2 separate regions of the Mus musculus genome follow, and region 2 is linked to region 1. Evidence: chromatin loops called from intact Hi-C (ENCODE). Cell type or tissue: gastrocnemius. All regions are shown on one strand.

What was found. Peaks named below come from ENCODE experiments on the same cell type or tissue, not always from the same donor. Only the 100,000 strongest peaks of a DNase experiment are listed, where the experiment ranks them.
Region 2: it touches region 1 in a loop (4-fold over the local background); 3 of 42 quality-filtered maps call a loop at or near these places.

What each region holds. Positions count from the first base shown.
Region 1 is chr7:112,285,339-112,293,338 of GRCm38, forward strand. The region is part of intron 3 of Mical2 (microtubule associated monooxygenase, calponin and LIM domain containing 2); the gene reads left to right. Among named protein-coding and RNA genes, the nearest start is that of Mical2, 64 kb to the left of the region's middle. In gastrocnemius, no CTCF peak of the experiment used is centred here; DNase peaks (open chromatin) are centred at 4,405 and 4,830; H3K27ac peaks cover 5,726 bases.
Region 2 is chr7:112,191,123-112,199,122 of GRCm38, forward strand. No RefSeq gene overlaps it. Among named protein-coding and RNA genes, the nearest start is that of Gm39070, 4.5 kb to the right of the region's middle. In gastrocnemius, no CTCF peak of the experiment used is centred here; DNase peaks (open chromatin) are centred at 717 and 1,344; H3K27ac peaks cover 4,222 bases.

The DNA of each region.
Region 1 (8,000 bases):
CCTTCACTCCCACCAGAAGCCTGGGGCTGATTCCCTTTGGGGACTTCCATTGTCCACATGATTTGAGCTTCCTGAAACCCCTGACTAGGCTCTATCTGATTTCCCCATCTTTTTCCACTTCTCCCGTAAGACCACATTTAATTGCATCCCATGTTGTAGGTGTGCTTGAGACAGGATCTCAAATTTACAGATCAGACTATTCTCAAACTCGTGATTCTCCTGCCTTAGTTTTCTCCAGTGCTGGAATTACAGGTGCTGTGCCACCGTGCCTCCCTGAGCAGTTTGGCACTTGCCAAAGTAAAACCAAGTATGTACTGTACCCTGCTTCCTTCTTCCCTCGCACTTCCTTAGATGCGCCCTTCCCTAGGTCTGCAGTCTCAGCTCACAGCCCTACCACGCCCACTCTGAGAATCTGTGGTTTGACTTCCTCAGCCTTCCATTTGGCCCACATTTGTGCATTTGGCCTCTTTAGGTCACGTCTCCTCCAGTTCCTCCATTCCTTCCCACTCAGTGGAGACCGCTATTCCCCGGCCCTTGGTGTGCAAGGTGGGTGAGCTCTGTTTTGCTTACGTACTTGTGTCCCCTTGCTGAATCATGAGGAAATGTGGGCAGGAAACATGTCTTGTGCATTTCTGTTTCCCTGGCACCCAGCAGGATAGGATGCCTTGAGGAACTCTGATCTGAGCACCTGTAGAGTAAATGAGGGACGCGTTCTTCCTCTTTCCTGATGGGTAGAATCAGGTGTGTGGCTGCGGGCACACAAATGTCTTATTTTCTTTTCATAGTTGAGGAGAGCTTGAACTATGCCCTCACTCACCTACTCTGGCAGTCCTACACTGGGTTTGACTGGAGAAGTTTGCCTCTCTGTGCCAGATATTTGCAGCAATGTCAGAACAAACCTGGAGCCCGGAAGTCCTCCATTCTCCACGTGGACACTCTCCACATACCCAAGGGGATAGACACCAAGACCTGCTCCAGAGAGCAGGTTCTCTGACTTCTCAGGCATGGCATTTGTGAAAGAATTCCAGACAACTGTCAGTAGGCTGTGAGATGCCTTTCAGATATGTGCCCTTCAAGATGTTCTCAGAAAGAGAACGTTCTGTGGCAGGCTGTAGGCGAGTGTCACGTGATAATCATGTGCCTGCACAGTAAGGAAGGATGATGTGTGATTGGAGCCTCCTGATGTCTAGACACTATGATCTAGTTACAGTTTCAAAAGCATCTTAATTATAACCCACTTTATGGTGTAAGTTGACCCAATTGGAATTATCGAGAACTTCTGAGTACATCGCTTTGCTTCTTTGTAGCAGCCACAATGGTGGTCAAGATTACATTCCTTGTAGGGAGGGGGCTAAGTTCTCTGTCTGGGAAAGGATTGTGAAAAGCTCACAGCACCTCTCTTGCCTGCAGTGCCTTCTCTTTCTTTGCTGGAAAAAGGTGTCCATAGGCAGATACTCTGGGACTAGCCTGCTAGAACTAAGGATGATTGGCTTTGCAAACAGCTGCTTTCTGTGGCTTGAGTACCAGATGTGTGCATCCCACCCCCAGACAACAGATCCGGGTGCATGGAGTTGGCAATGGCTTTGCCCTTGGAAAACCGGAGGATTTGCTGACACCTCTCATTGGCTTGAGATGCCTTCATTTGTTTCCCCTAGCTAAGCCTAGGTACTACGTTTATAAAAAGTGACCCCGCCCCCCCCCACACACACACACACACTTGATTGTATCTTTTATTCTTTCTACTCTCTCAGCCGAGGCTGTGCCCTGAAACCAATTGTTTAACAAACCTACATTCATTAGATGGTAATATCTCCCAACCCTTTTGTTTTGTCACACATCTCTACCCCCTCAGCCTTTCCATTGGCCAATAATCTGTGTTCAGACTAAACTGACAAAGTATGCAAGAGTACTGGTGGGCACCTTTGCCCCAAAGTGGGACAGATCTGGGTTGAAACTTAGTCCTACTGTCTCTCAGATAAATATCTTGAAGTGGTTTGCCCTTACCTGCAGTGACCTCACTGAAGCAAGGAGATGAGATAGTGCCTGCCTCCTTCAGTTAGCTCTGCCTCACCAAATAAGATAGCTGGGTGTCTTTATCTAATAAGATGAAATCCCTGTATCTTTGTAAATCCTGGCCATTGTACTTCGGTTAGCTTCTGCATCCATGAACAGTCTGATTTGGTTTGACTCATTTACTCAATAGGCGAATATATATGGGTCTGTGCTGTAGATCAAAGATAATCTCAGTCCTTGGGGACATACCCACGAATTGAATAGAGAGATAAGAGCCTGGTATTTGTAAATCATGTTTTCTCTGGGAAGAGACAAGGAGAGAAACGTTCAACCAAAATAAAAACAGATGTAGAATTGTAATACGCATTAAGAACTAAGGAAGGAAAAGAAAGAGCGAGAAAATCAAGGAAAAGAAAAAAGAGAAACAAAGACAGAAAGGGGAAAGAAAGCCTCAGGATCACATGGTGGGGGTGGGGTAGGAAGGAATTTTGGAGGATTATGAAGCTTGGGATAAGAATGAAGAATGACCCATGCAAGAGGACCAGCAGGGAAGTCCTTGCAATTCGGGTGTTACAGATGGCCGCTGAGCTCTCTTAAATACCTCCTTAAACCTCCTATGGGCACGTGGTTATGGGGAGGGACTCACTAATGGAAGCCAGCAATCGGGGCTCAGAAAAAAAGTATAAAATATTACTAACTGGCCCTTTACAGAAAATAAATAAATTCCTGGCCCTGATATGAGGTCCCTCACAGCTCAGACACTGAACATCCCCACGTGTCAGGACACTAGGCAACTCCCTGGAACAAGAGTAACTCACTTGCCCAGTAACCCACTGTGTACTCAGGCTCCCGCTGGGAGCCTTCACCATCCTGATGATGCTCTGACTTGCCTGTTCTAAGCAATGTGAGACCACTTCCAGCCTGCTGGGCCCACCATATTCATGTCCCCAAATGAGATGGCACAACTATTTTAGGAGATCAAAATGCCAATTTCATATAAACAGCTCCTTTCCAGGAAGAAAGAACTGAGGAGAGGGGCCCTCCTTTAATATCTTTACACAGTGGGCACCGTGTACCATCAAGGTGTCTTAATGAACAATCCCGTAGAACATTCCCTCCATGCACATAGCAACTCTGGTAGATAGGAACCCCACCCCACCCCTTATCCAAAGACCAACAGCCTATGTAATGAGCCATGTGCTCAAAGCCACAGAGTGGCCAATGGCCTGCCTGCTTCACTTCTCTGCCCTGCCTGCTGTTTCTGGGGTGTTCCTCTCTGCCTATGCGCCTGAGGGAAGAGAAGCATGAAACTCTGGTGCTGCAGCCTCATCACGGAGAGCAAAGGAGGGGATGAAGAAGAGAGGCACCTTCTAACAGAGGGTTCCTGCCTCCTCCTCCTAGCCTCCTGCTGGGGCTCTGGGTGGGTGGGTGGTAACAGTGGACTAGCTGTTGTCTGGCAGAGCTGGTCCTGTGCTCCTTGGCTCTGCTTCTACACTAGCTCCAAGGACAGCTGCTGAGTCTCCCTTTTGCTGACCTCAGAGTTGGTGACAGAGGAAACCCTGGCCTTGTCTCATACACATCCATTACCTTCATGGCCTTTCTCATGATGACAAGCTGGCACAAAACTGCTGTCTATGGACAGAATTATTCTTATCCATGGCCGTGGGGGTCATGGGTGGTGATGGCACCAGTAGAGGACTCATGTCTCCACAAGGGAGATAAAAGATACCAGGCTAACCCTACACCTTGAGACAGGTGACAGCAAGGGGAAAGTCTGATAAAGCGTCAGAAACACCAGGTGGTGAGTCCCTGATCTGCCCACCATCAACTGTGTAGCTGCTCATCTTTTTGTTTGCTTGTTAAGAAATACGGTTTCTCTGTGTAGCCATGGCTGCCCTGAAACACACTCTGTAGACTGGGCTGGCCTTGAACTCAATAGATCAGCTTGGCTCTACCTCCCTAGTGCCACCACACCTGGCCTAGCTGTGTCATCTTAGGTGACGTTGTGCTTTAGAGCTGAACTGCCCACATTCAAATGGCAGTTCACTTGCTTCCTGTGTGCTGTGGCCTTTAGTGTGTGCTCAGCCGTTTTGTGCATTGGTTCCCTAAGTTCCAGTGGCTGTGAGGTCTGCTATAACTGAGACCCAGCTTTATCTCTCTACTGTAAAGTGGGACTGGGGAGACCTTGTTGTCCACACTCCATGTGGCTCCTGTAAAACCTACGTGAATATACTTCAAGCAAGCCCGGCAGCAGGCATGTCAGGCGCTTAGGCATGCTTCTCTTGACCTCAAGTGGTCCCCGGCTGTGGCACCTGTTGAGTGGAAACACTTGTCATTAGGTAGATTGACGGCTGCCATTTGAAGCCCTGGCTGGAATTCTTCCCACTGGGCAAGTCCTGGGTGGCACTGCTCAGCTTGTGTTCAGCCTTTAACACTGGATTAGTGACCTATGCTGTTGGCTCCTTCAAGAACCCACCAAGTCTGGCAGGCAAGGAGCATCCAGCTGTTGCTGTAATTTTCCTGCTGGAACTTGAGGCTGCCCACTGTTCTCCCAGCCACCAAACTAGGCTGATTCCAGGGGGGCAGGGGTTGCTGTCTCCCTGAAGGCCCCTCTCCCAGCATGTTGGTACTGTTTGACTCTTATAAACCTTATCACCTCATAATTCCATTTAAAAAATGTGTCTGGTGGAAACACTTCAGTGTGAAATCAGTGTCAACAAGCACATTCATTGCAGGGCTGCAGTGGGGGGAGCTGAGATTAAGCCATAAAGAATCCAGAGGATGCCAGAGCCTGGTCCAGGCTGACCGAGTGCCAGCCCTCTCCTGACTGGACTGTTGCAAAACCTTCCAGGATCCTGCCTTGCCTCTTGTGTGTTTCCGCTGGCTTTGTTTTTCCTAAGTGACTTTAGGCTGGACTCCTGTGAGTCACAAGAGAAAGTCGTCCCCTCCGGGAGGAGGGAGGAGGTGAAGTGTTCCCTTTCATGGCCAATGAAGAGAGACAAGTTGGGTGTATTCATCACAGTTCTCCAGAGACAGAACCAGTGGGACATATGCAAGACTACCTGAGGACAGTGTCCCTTCCTCTTTTCTAACACCTTCTAGTGCTAGAACACCTTCTGGTGCTAGGCTCATAAGGGGTGTATCTCCTGAGAAGTCTTCAGGGGGATGGTGTAGACAGGCTTGAAAAAAAACACTCAGATGTACCACATCATAGTACCATAGAGGCTGTGTGAACTCCTGGTCTGCTACCTGCCTCTCTAGGGCAGTACTGCACACACACCACAGGCTAACAGCATGCTCTGGGACCAGGTGCAAGGGTTTAGGGTATGACTTCTGTATTGTGGCTAAGTGACCGTGGAATCTGATGACTAGGTTAAATACATGATCTGTGCACAGTTGTTAGATGCATGATGTTTGCACCATGATTAGATGTGTGGTCTGTGCACCATGATTAGATACACAGTGTCACGACCAGATGCCTGGGTTCATTTTCAGCTCTCCTACTCAGCAGCTATAGTTGCAAAACATTGTCAGTTTTGGACTGTGTGATGTGAACATGGACTTAGCATGGGAAGGTCTTAGCATGTAGTTAAAATTTAGCTATGATACTATGGGAACCCCTTAATAAGCTACTAAGAAAGAAAGAAGATGACAAAATGGACTAATATTTCTGGAGTTTGCACCATGAATATATTGTAGCTCTGCTTTCCCCGTGTGTGGATTCTAACTGACTTTGGGTGTTTTGGCTTTGGTTGTGTCTTATACTATCTTAGAAACTTGTTTCCCTCATTCCTTCTCAATAAATGTGATATTCTTGTGACATCCCAGTTTGGATCTTGGAAGAACCTTTGACTGCTCTCCTGAAGGGAGAAAGGGCATCCAGTCAGGGCCCTGCACTTGGTTAGGAGCCCCTTGCTGGTGACCCTAAATACTGAGCTGCCAGCCAGAAGGTTGAAGTTTCACAGAGCTACACAAAAGAAAGCCCATTGACAGGGAGAAATGATTTAAGTAAAACAAAGGATGTGGGCTGGAAAGATGGCTCAGTGGTTAGGAGCACCGACTGCTCTTTCAGAGGTCCTGAGTTCAATTTTCAGCAACTATGTAGTGGCTCACATCTATCTGTAATGGGATGCAATGCTCTCCTCTGGTGTGTCTGAAGACAGTGATAGTGTAATCATATAAATAAATAAATACATAAATCCTAAAATAATAAAAGTAAAGGGCTCAGTTTAATCTCAGCAGCCAAGCTAAACAAACAAAAGACAAAACAAGCAGGCATAGTTGAGTGCATTTGTAATCCCTGCACCAGAGAAGTGGGAGAGGAGAATTCCTGGGATTTACTGGCCAGCTAAGTTAGCCTAACCTGAATGCCCCAAGTCCTAGTGAAAAGATATTGTCAAAAAACAAAAACAGAAACTAAAGTAGACAGCTCCTGAAGAACAGTAGCTGAAATATTGAGCTGCATGGGGAAGTCATAGATCTAGTCAAGATTAAGTCTGAGGCATACCTTGAAAATACCTGGTCAAGAGAAATGCGTGATTTAGAATTTAGAAGGTGTGAGGGGTAACGTTGAGATGGCTTGGTGATTAAGAGAACTAGATGTTCTTCCAGAGGACCCAGGTTCAATTCCCATTAGCTACATGGTAGCTCACAACTGTCTATAACTGCAGTTCTGAGGATAAAATGCCCTCTTCTGGCTCCATGATCACAGTAACACATGTATATACATACATATATATATATATATATATATGTATATATATACACACATACACATATAAGCAAAACACTCATACACAAAAAATTAAAATTAAAAAATTTAAATCTTGAGTAAATATTGATATCTGAGTTCTTGCCCTGAAATAATTGAGAAGAAATGTAAAGATTCTGCAGTTGAGAGGCACCAAGAAGTAAGACAAAGTGCTGAATAGATATATAGATGAATAGATGTGTGGATGACTAGATGGATGCGTGGATGGAGGAATAGGTAGATGGATAGAAAGAGTCATGGATGAAGGAATAGATATGAACAGAATGCATTCATGGGTGGAGCAGCAGGTATCGGAGTACATGATGCATGGATATGTGGATGGGTGGAAGACTCGATGAATGGATAGATGAGTGCATGGATGGAGGAATATAGGTATCTGAGTACATGATGCATGGATATGTGGATGGGTGGAAGACTCAATGAATGGATAGATGAGTGCATTGATGGAGGAATATAGGTATCTGAGTACATGATGCATGGATATGTGGATGGGTGGAAGACTCGATGAATGGATAGATGAGTGCATGGATGGAGGAATGATATCTGAGTACATGATGCATGGATATGTGGATGGGTGGAAGACTCGATGGATGGATAGATGAGTGCTTGGAGAGTAAAATCTAATTGCAGAATCTTCGCGGCAAGTATTTTGATGTTACCCAAGATTCTTAAAATTTTTCTATTTGAAAAATGTTCACATTTTACCAAAAGTACTATAAAGATGTTAGAATTAAAAGGAAGGGCCTGTAATAGGAAAAACACAAAAAGCAGAGTCCAGAACTGGTAAGATGGCTCAAAAGGTAAAGGTGTTTGATGCCCACCTGGACAGCCTGAGGTCAATCACCAGGACCCACAGAGTGGAAGGAGAGAACTGATTCCCAGAGGGTGTACTCTGACCTCCACTTATGTGCTATAGCGCGCACACACACACACACACACACACACACCATAAAGTATAAAAAATTCTTTTTTTTTTTTTTTAGGCAGATGCTTAGAATATTTACCAACGTTTAAAATACTGTAGAAAACGTAACTAGACATGTAGGTATCATATAGTAGGTACCCCTTTTTTAAGTTAGAAAAATGAGGGATGGCGAAAGGGAGGCAGGTGAGAGGGACATATGCACGCTGATGCCATGCACAGAAGAGCCGAGAAGGAGGGGAGGTAGAAACTGAAGTCAGAAGGAAACTGTACACAAGGTCACACGGGGCCTGG
Region 2 (8,000 bases), 94 kb before region 1:
CTTTTATCAACCACTCACTCTTTAAGCCCAGGTAACCATAAATCTACTTTCAGTCACTAGAAGATTGTGTGTGTATGTGTGTGTATGTGTGTGTGTGTGTGTGTGTGTGTGTGTGTGTATCCAGTTGGTACTCATCTCTCTGCTGATTTAGCAATCAATATTTGAATATACAAAGACAACCTTCACACAGTGTACCCCAACAGATTTGAAAGAAAATGCCCCCCACCTCATAGGAAGTAGTACTAATAAGAGGTGTGGCCTTGCCAGCATATTTATGGCTTTGTTGGAGGAAGTTTATCACTAAGGAGTTGAGATTTCAGATGCTCAAACTAAGCCCAGCGAGGCATTCATTTTCTGTTGCTTGAGGCTGCAGATGTAGAACTCTCAGCTACCTCTCTCGGCTCCCATCTGCACGCTGCCATGGTTCCTGCCATGATGATAAGAAACTAAACCTCTGGAACTATAAGCCAGCCCCAATTAAATGTTTTCCTTGATAAGAGTTGCTGTGGTCATTGTGTCTCTTCACAGCAGTAAAAACCATAACTAAGACCTCTCCTACACAGTGTTGAACATAAATGTGGTCCAGAGGCTGAAGAGAGGAATCGATAGTTTAAGTACTTGCTAATACAAGCTTGAGGACTGGGGTTCAAATCCCCAGACTTCACATAAATCCCATGTGAATTTGGCATTAAGTGCCAAATGGGTGTGGCAGCCTGCCCATAACTCCAGCCTTGGATGTATGGACAGGGAATCCCCAGGGCAAGCTGGCCAGCTGGACTAACCATAGTGGGCAGCTCTGGGTTGACTGAGCCTTTGTCTCATTAAATAAGATGGAAGAACGATCAAGGAGATTCCTAATATTCATAGGCACACACATGCACACTCCCCCCACACACATGTGCCCAAATGCACTCAAGCATATACACACAATTCATAAGCAAACATACATCAGATCACATATTAAAATGGATAAAGAAAGAAAAACAAATGTAGCTCAGTTCCTTGGCTCCGGCATGGAGTGACCACCCTGAGCCCTGCTCAGAGTTCTGATGGCAGCAGTGGAGGCAGGGGTGGGGGTGGGGGTGCCTGTGCTAGCAGAGCCTGGGGAGTAGACAAGCAATGAGGGCCTTCTCTCCAGAGAGGCTGACATTGTGTGCAAACCTGGAAACCACTTGGTTCTTGGCTCCAGAATGGGTCTGACATCAATCTCTCAATCTCCAGGCCACTTTTAGATGCAAGGCTGCTGGTGTGGGGACTTTATGAGAACAGGACTGGCTGGCTGTGAAATCGCTGGCATTTCATGGAGTGAGGGAATATTTTACAAGCGCTGTGCTGAGCTGGGCTCTGAACCCAGGCCAGGCAGTTACGTAACTAGCCTGGGAGATATAGCACATGTGGGATGGGGACACAGGTGGAAAGAAGGGGTAGTCCCTAGGTCACTGTGATTGAGGCGCTCTGGTCCCCTCAAACACCACAGGGGGTGGCAACCATATGCTCCTTAAGTTTCCTGAAAGTGGTTAATGACTTACCGCATTTTTCATGAGTGTGTGTGCACACATGTGTGGATGTCTCTCTTTCTCTGTGTGTTCATGTATGTGCCATGCACATACATGTCTGTCTGTCTGTCTGTCCCCTCCATTCATCATCACCAGAATGCAAGCTTCCTGACAGTGGTATCTGGACCTGCGTGCGTTTTTTTTCATCCACAAATAGCAGAGGGTGACCTATATATAAGGTGCTGCGCTCCTGCTTCTGGAAATATCCAAACATCCATTCACTTAACAAATTGTGACAATTTGACCTCTGCACCTACCCAGGTCTCCTAAGTTCATGGGCAGCCTTAGTGCCCTGATGTTCAGGTTTATACATCGACTCAGTGAGTGAGCAAGATTGCACACATCTGAAATCGGTCTCTGCCCTGGGGTCAGCTGCTATGACCTCCAGGTGGCCATCCTATAGTGCCTCCACTGTGGGGCCTTTCTGTGTATAAGCCCATCCCTCCTGTCCCTGGAATCCCCCAAGGATCTGGAAGCAGTGCCTTGTGCTGCTCAGGACAAGTGTCCCATGTGTTTGAGCTGTCTCTTGTGTGTCATCGCCATCCTACTCACTGTCCTTAGAAGGGTGCTAGTGAGTCACTGTCCCCTACTAAGTGAGTGACGTCTTAGAGCCCTCAGTGAGTCTTGGCAGTTTGTAGATTTTGATACATCAAAATTTTAGGTCACTTTTCCCATTTAGACTTTTTAACTAGAGAGTCAGTTAATTAACAAAGGAGAAACACTCATCCACCCTCTATCTATCTATCTATCTATCTATCTATCTATCTATCTATCTATCTATCTATCTATCTATCTATCTATTTCTGAGAGAGGCTTTTCTTTTGCATATCATTTTGGTCTGGGACTTAATACATAGCCCTGGCTGGCCTAAGACTTACCAATCAATCCTCTTAAAAATAATCATGACGTGGTGATGGAGAGCTAGGTGGCCAGAGGGATATTTGGGGCACTACTATATATATAACATTTTATATATATATATATTTACATATATAATGCTATATATGTAATATATAATGTTATATATGTAATATTATATATAATGTGATATATAGTATGTATATATATGTGTGTATATGTATATATGTATGTATGTATATATTTACATCATTCCTGAGACCTTATATATTTATATTCCTGAAGCCCTGTCCTAAGGGTAAGAGAAGGGCACACTGTAGATGTGACAAGCAGTTTCTTGGAGATTATTCTAGTACTTTCTATCACTGCCCACCAGCAGGAGCCAGGACTCTGGCTATGGTCATCAACTCTGCTCATGTGATCCTCACAGAGACAAAGACAAATTTTAATTTGGAGCCATTTATTCCTACTGTAGAGAGAGTTCCAGATAGGCCTGGTTAGCACACACCTATAATCCAATTACTTAGAGACTGAGGCAAGAGGGTTTCACATTCGAGGGCAACCTGAGGTCCAGGTATCCTACTCTCAATAATCAGATACTTTCTGGGCACACTTGGGGACTCCAAAGTACAGGGTTCTCAATCCTCCCCAAGGTGTGAGTCCCAGTTTGGGTACCTACCTCTCAGTGCCTCGATTTACCCACTTTGCCCAGCGTGGTTGCACAAGGACTAACCTGGTAGGCTCATGGCAGCCACTGTTGAATAAACAATGAGAGGTCCAGGCTGTCCCGTGGCCCCTGGTGCTGGTCCAGAAGGTATGTGTCATGGAGCCTGTGAAATCTGAGGACAAAAGGCCCGGTGAATACAGAGCACCTTGTCCCCTGCCATTCTGAAGTGCACACCCTGTACCTTGGCTTGCCAGCTTCTTGAGATGTTGCGCTTACTCTCAGCCAAGGTCAGTGGTTTCACTCTGTAACATTTATAACTGTGACCGTGGCAATGAGGACCATAGCACCTCTGAGCTCTGCTCTATTTCAGTCAGAGCCGAGTCAGGAGGGGCATCTGACTGTTGTGGCTTATGCAGCCCAAAGGTTGGGCTCTCAGCAGGTGTCTGGGTACATGGCAACTTGGGATCTTACCCCAGCTCTGCTGCAAACGCCCAAAGGCTCTGCGCTCTTCGGACTAACTTTCCTACCACCACTAAAACTTAACTCCTTATTTATAAACTGGGGGTTAACACCTGGCACTACATGGGGCTATTGTTTTAAATGAACTATCTCTGAAGGGTCCTGCTCCATGCCTGGCACAAAACAAGGTTGTTGCAAGTGAGAGTGTCCTGCCTCCTCTAGGGGCTCTGGCATGGCAGGGGTATGAGGTGCTCTAGGTAGGACTTGCTTTCTATCCAATCCCTGTATACATCCTCATCTGTGCCTAGAGCATTGGGTTCAAGCCAGCATCTCCTTCAATGCTCTGTACACTAGGACCAGGGACCAGGCTCTGTTATCTGACGGCAATCACAGGAAGCCTATTTTTCTAACTAGGCAGGGCTTCTGAAAACTTCCCATTCTAAACTTCGTGTTTCTACGAAACTTTTACATGACCCCAGGTGTGTAGTGCTATAAGATAGAGGGCCCAAACATTTACTGATAACAAATCATGATGAAAGTTATTTAAAAGCAATCTTTTGGGAGCTGGGATATGGCCCAGTTGGTGGACTGCTTTGCCAGCCAGCATGCACATAGCTCTGGGGTTGAACTCAGAGCCACATAAACTGTGCATAGTGGCACACAGGACGTGAATGCCTAAGAATCAAATGTTTAAGTTCATTCTTGGTTGTATAGCAAGTTCGTGGCCAGCCTGTACTACATGAAAGACTCTATTTCAAAATCTAAAACAAAACAAAAAGCCCAAATCCAATATTTCCTTTGTATGCATATAATTTTAACCTTAAAAAGAAAGAAAACTTGCATACTAATGAGGCGGATGTACTTATTTGTTTTTCCATAAGGATATCAATACTGAGTATTGGATGCTGCAGAATCTAAGCATCTTTAACATGTTTTAGAGTTAATCAGAATTTGGAGTTGACTTTCTAATCAATGCTGAGAATACTGCTTCACATAAATGTATAGTGACAAACGACACAAGGAAATTTAGACACATTTCAGAAACTGTTGGAAATTCTGCCCTAATCTCAAACTAACATTCATGAATCACGTTTTATTAATTAATTGATTTTAATGAATCTCAAGCCAGCAACCCAACCTGAAATTTTAAAGGTTTATTGTTATTATTATAAATTATTTGTGTTGTGTCTGTGTGTGGGCATGTGGGTAATGTCCACAGAGACTAGAGGCATCAGATACCCTAAATCTGGAGTTACGCATGGTTGTGAGTTGCTATGACAGTGCTGGGAATGAAACTCAGATCCTCTGGAAAAACAAGTTCAAGGGGCAACTTTTAAAATCAAATATTAATATGAGGACCAAAGATACACTAATTTGAGATTCACATGCTTAGGCATGATGGTAGGAAAAGATTTAAAGTCTTTGTTTTCCATAATGAAGCCAACACATTTCTACAAGAGTGGAAACGTGTACATTAAAAGTCCTGCAGTCTATAACATGCAGTCTTAGCAGAAGTGAGCCAAAGTCCGTCAGGTAGTATCTGCTGACAGACACTGTGTGGTCTGACAGCAGGAGCACAGCAAACACGCGTCTCTGCATGTCCAGAACCAAGGCTACAGCAAAATCTGCCAGAAACATGGAGTTTATTTATGATTCTGAATCAACATTGGATCACAATGCACACAGAAACCTTATACTACTGTCAGACTTTTGTGACCCACACATGTTGCAATTCACAATTTAAGAAGGTGAGATCTAGATTAATGATGTTCAGTCATGTAGTTGTAGGGACCAGTTTGGAAAATTAACTACAGGCTTCTAAGACCACAGGATCTTTCTGCATAACTGGGTCCACTTCCCTCTCCCTCAGTCTCTCTCCTCTTTCTCTTCTTCCTTTCTCGCTGTACTGAGATCAAACCCAGGGCCTTACACATGCAAGGCAAGCACTATACCCCTCAGTCACCCGCCTGCAGTTCCAGCCAGCTCTTGGGAGACAGAAGGATTGGATCCCTTTATTGGATTTAGAACCACCTAAGAGGTGAGTCCTTGAGGAAGTTTCCAGAATGGTTTAACTAAAGAGAGGAGACCCATCCTGAATGTGGGTGGTACCACCCCATGGGCTGGGGTGCCAGGCAGAATAAAAAGAAGGAAAAGAGAAAGAGAAAAGGAACTAACATTCAGCATTCATCTCTGTCTCTCCGTGTCTCTGTGTCTCTGTCTCTCTCTCTCCCCCCAGCCTGGCTGCTGACCTGTGAGCAGCTGCCTCACATGCTTGCCTTGTCCCCTGAATGATGCACTGTATCCCTTCCAACCAAGAGCCAAAGTAAATCTTCTTCAAGTTGTCTTGTCACCCTCTTGTCAAAACAATGACATTCATTTGAAAAGTAGTTCTGGAAGCTAAGAAGTTCAATTTCTAACCAGGGCCCTTTTCTGCATTATAACATGGCAGAAGACATTGGGCCAGAGATAGGGATGTGGAGGGAGCAGAATTCAGCCTTCAGACGGATCTCCCCCGGACATTAATGAACACAGTCCATGTTTGTGATTTCAATGAGTCCTTGCAACTTAATTACTTCCAAAAGACACTACCCTCAGCATGGTTGCATTGGGAACTTCCTGTTCTGGTTCATCTTTGGTTGTCAACTTGACACAGACCAGAGCTACTTGGGAAGGGGGAACCTCAGTTGGGGAATTGCCTCCACCAGATTGATCTAGGGGCGAATTCTCCTGATTGATGATTGCTGTGGGAGGATCCGGCTCACTGTGGATGGTGTCCCTGGTTGTCCTGAGTTGCAAATGAAAGCAAGCTGAGAAATCCTTGAAAAACAACCCTGTAAGCAGTTTCTTGGTGGGCTCTGCTCCAGTTGCCGCCTGCTTTGAGCTCCTGCCTCGGCTTCCCGCAACGATGAACTGAAACTTGTAAGTGAAATAAACCTTTCTTCCCCTGGTTACCTTTGGTCATTGTTTCGTCACAGCCAACAGAGAAGCAAATTAGGACAGTTCCCAAGTTGGGGACACATTCAAATCAAGGCAAGTCACATGGTCAAGCCTGAAACAAGAGTGGAGAAATAGACTGGATTCACTAACCAACTCTTCGGGAGGGTAACAGGGGTGGGAACCTTGGCAGTTCTCTGAACCGGTGGCTCAGCAGGGTTCCTGACACTCCTTCTCTGCCCTCTGCGATGAAGCTTTGATTCTGGGCCCTTACAGGGCTGATTAGTTACGTTCTTATTGCTGGGACAAAATGTCTGAAAAAAAGAAAGCTAAGGAAGGCAGGCCTTGTTTTGCCTCCGAGTTGCAGGGATACATTCCATCATGGCAGGGAAGTCATGGTGACAACGGTGTGAGTTGACAGGTCACAATATGTCCAGAGTCAGTAGACAGAGAGGTGAATGCTGGTACTCAGCCCACACCCTCCGTTTTATTTAGTCTAGGCCCACAGCCTAAAGGATGGTGCTGCCCACATGTAGAGTGTTAGGTCTTCCCACCCCAGTTTAACCAGTGTAGAAACTCCTTCACAGACGCTCACAGAGGTGTATCTCCGAGGTGATTCTGGATCCCATCAGGTTGATAATCAGCATTAACATTGAGATTAGCACAGCTGGACTTGAGCAACTCACAGAGCTATCCAGGAGCAGGCCTTCTTACAGCTCCACAGCGAAGACTGGGCAAAGGGCATGGGATTGTTAGTCAGTTACGTCCTAGTGCTGCTGCAACCAAGCTGGGCACATTGGGTGGTCTAAAGTCACTGAATTGTACCTTCCACACTTTAGAAGACTAGACGTACTTCCTCCTAGCCTCTGGTGTGGCTTGCTGGCTGCACTTGGTCTATCTTGGCTGCTGCCCCAAATCCTTAGTGTTATCCCAATTCTCTGTCTTCAAGTGATGCCTTGTGACGTCACACTCACATTTCCCCTGTGTGTGTGTCTCTGTCTGTTTCTCGGTGTCCCCTTTAATAAGGATACCAGATATACTCTCTCCTTAATTACCTCATTTCAACTAAATGTCTTTTGTAAACTCCTTATTTATTAATATAGTTTTCTTCTGTGTTACCTACCTTTCCCGTTGTTGTGATGAAATATCAGACAAGAAGTAATGAATGTGGTAGGGGTGGGGGTTAGCTTATAGTTCAAGGGAACAGAGTCCACAATGGCAGGAGCATAAAACAAGGGGTTCTATTGTGTCCTAAGTTAGGAAGCAAAGATGATGCAGATAGGAAGTGTCCCCAACGTCCCAGCAAGGTCCCATTTCCTAAAGGTTCCACAGCTTTCAACAACAGCAGCACCTGCTAGGGACTGTGAATCTAAACACATGGCTACGTTTCACCTTCACAACTTGCTCCAAAGTACCAGGAGTTAGGATGCTGATATACCATTTTGGGAGAACACAATTTAGCTTAGAATACTGATCTTTTGAGATGAGCTAGATTTTAGAGGAAGTTACAATGCCACCTAAAACCC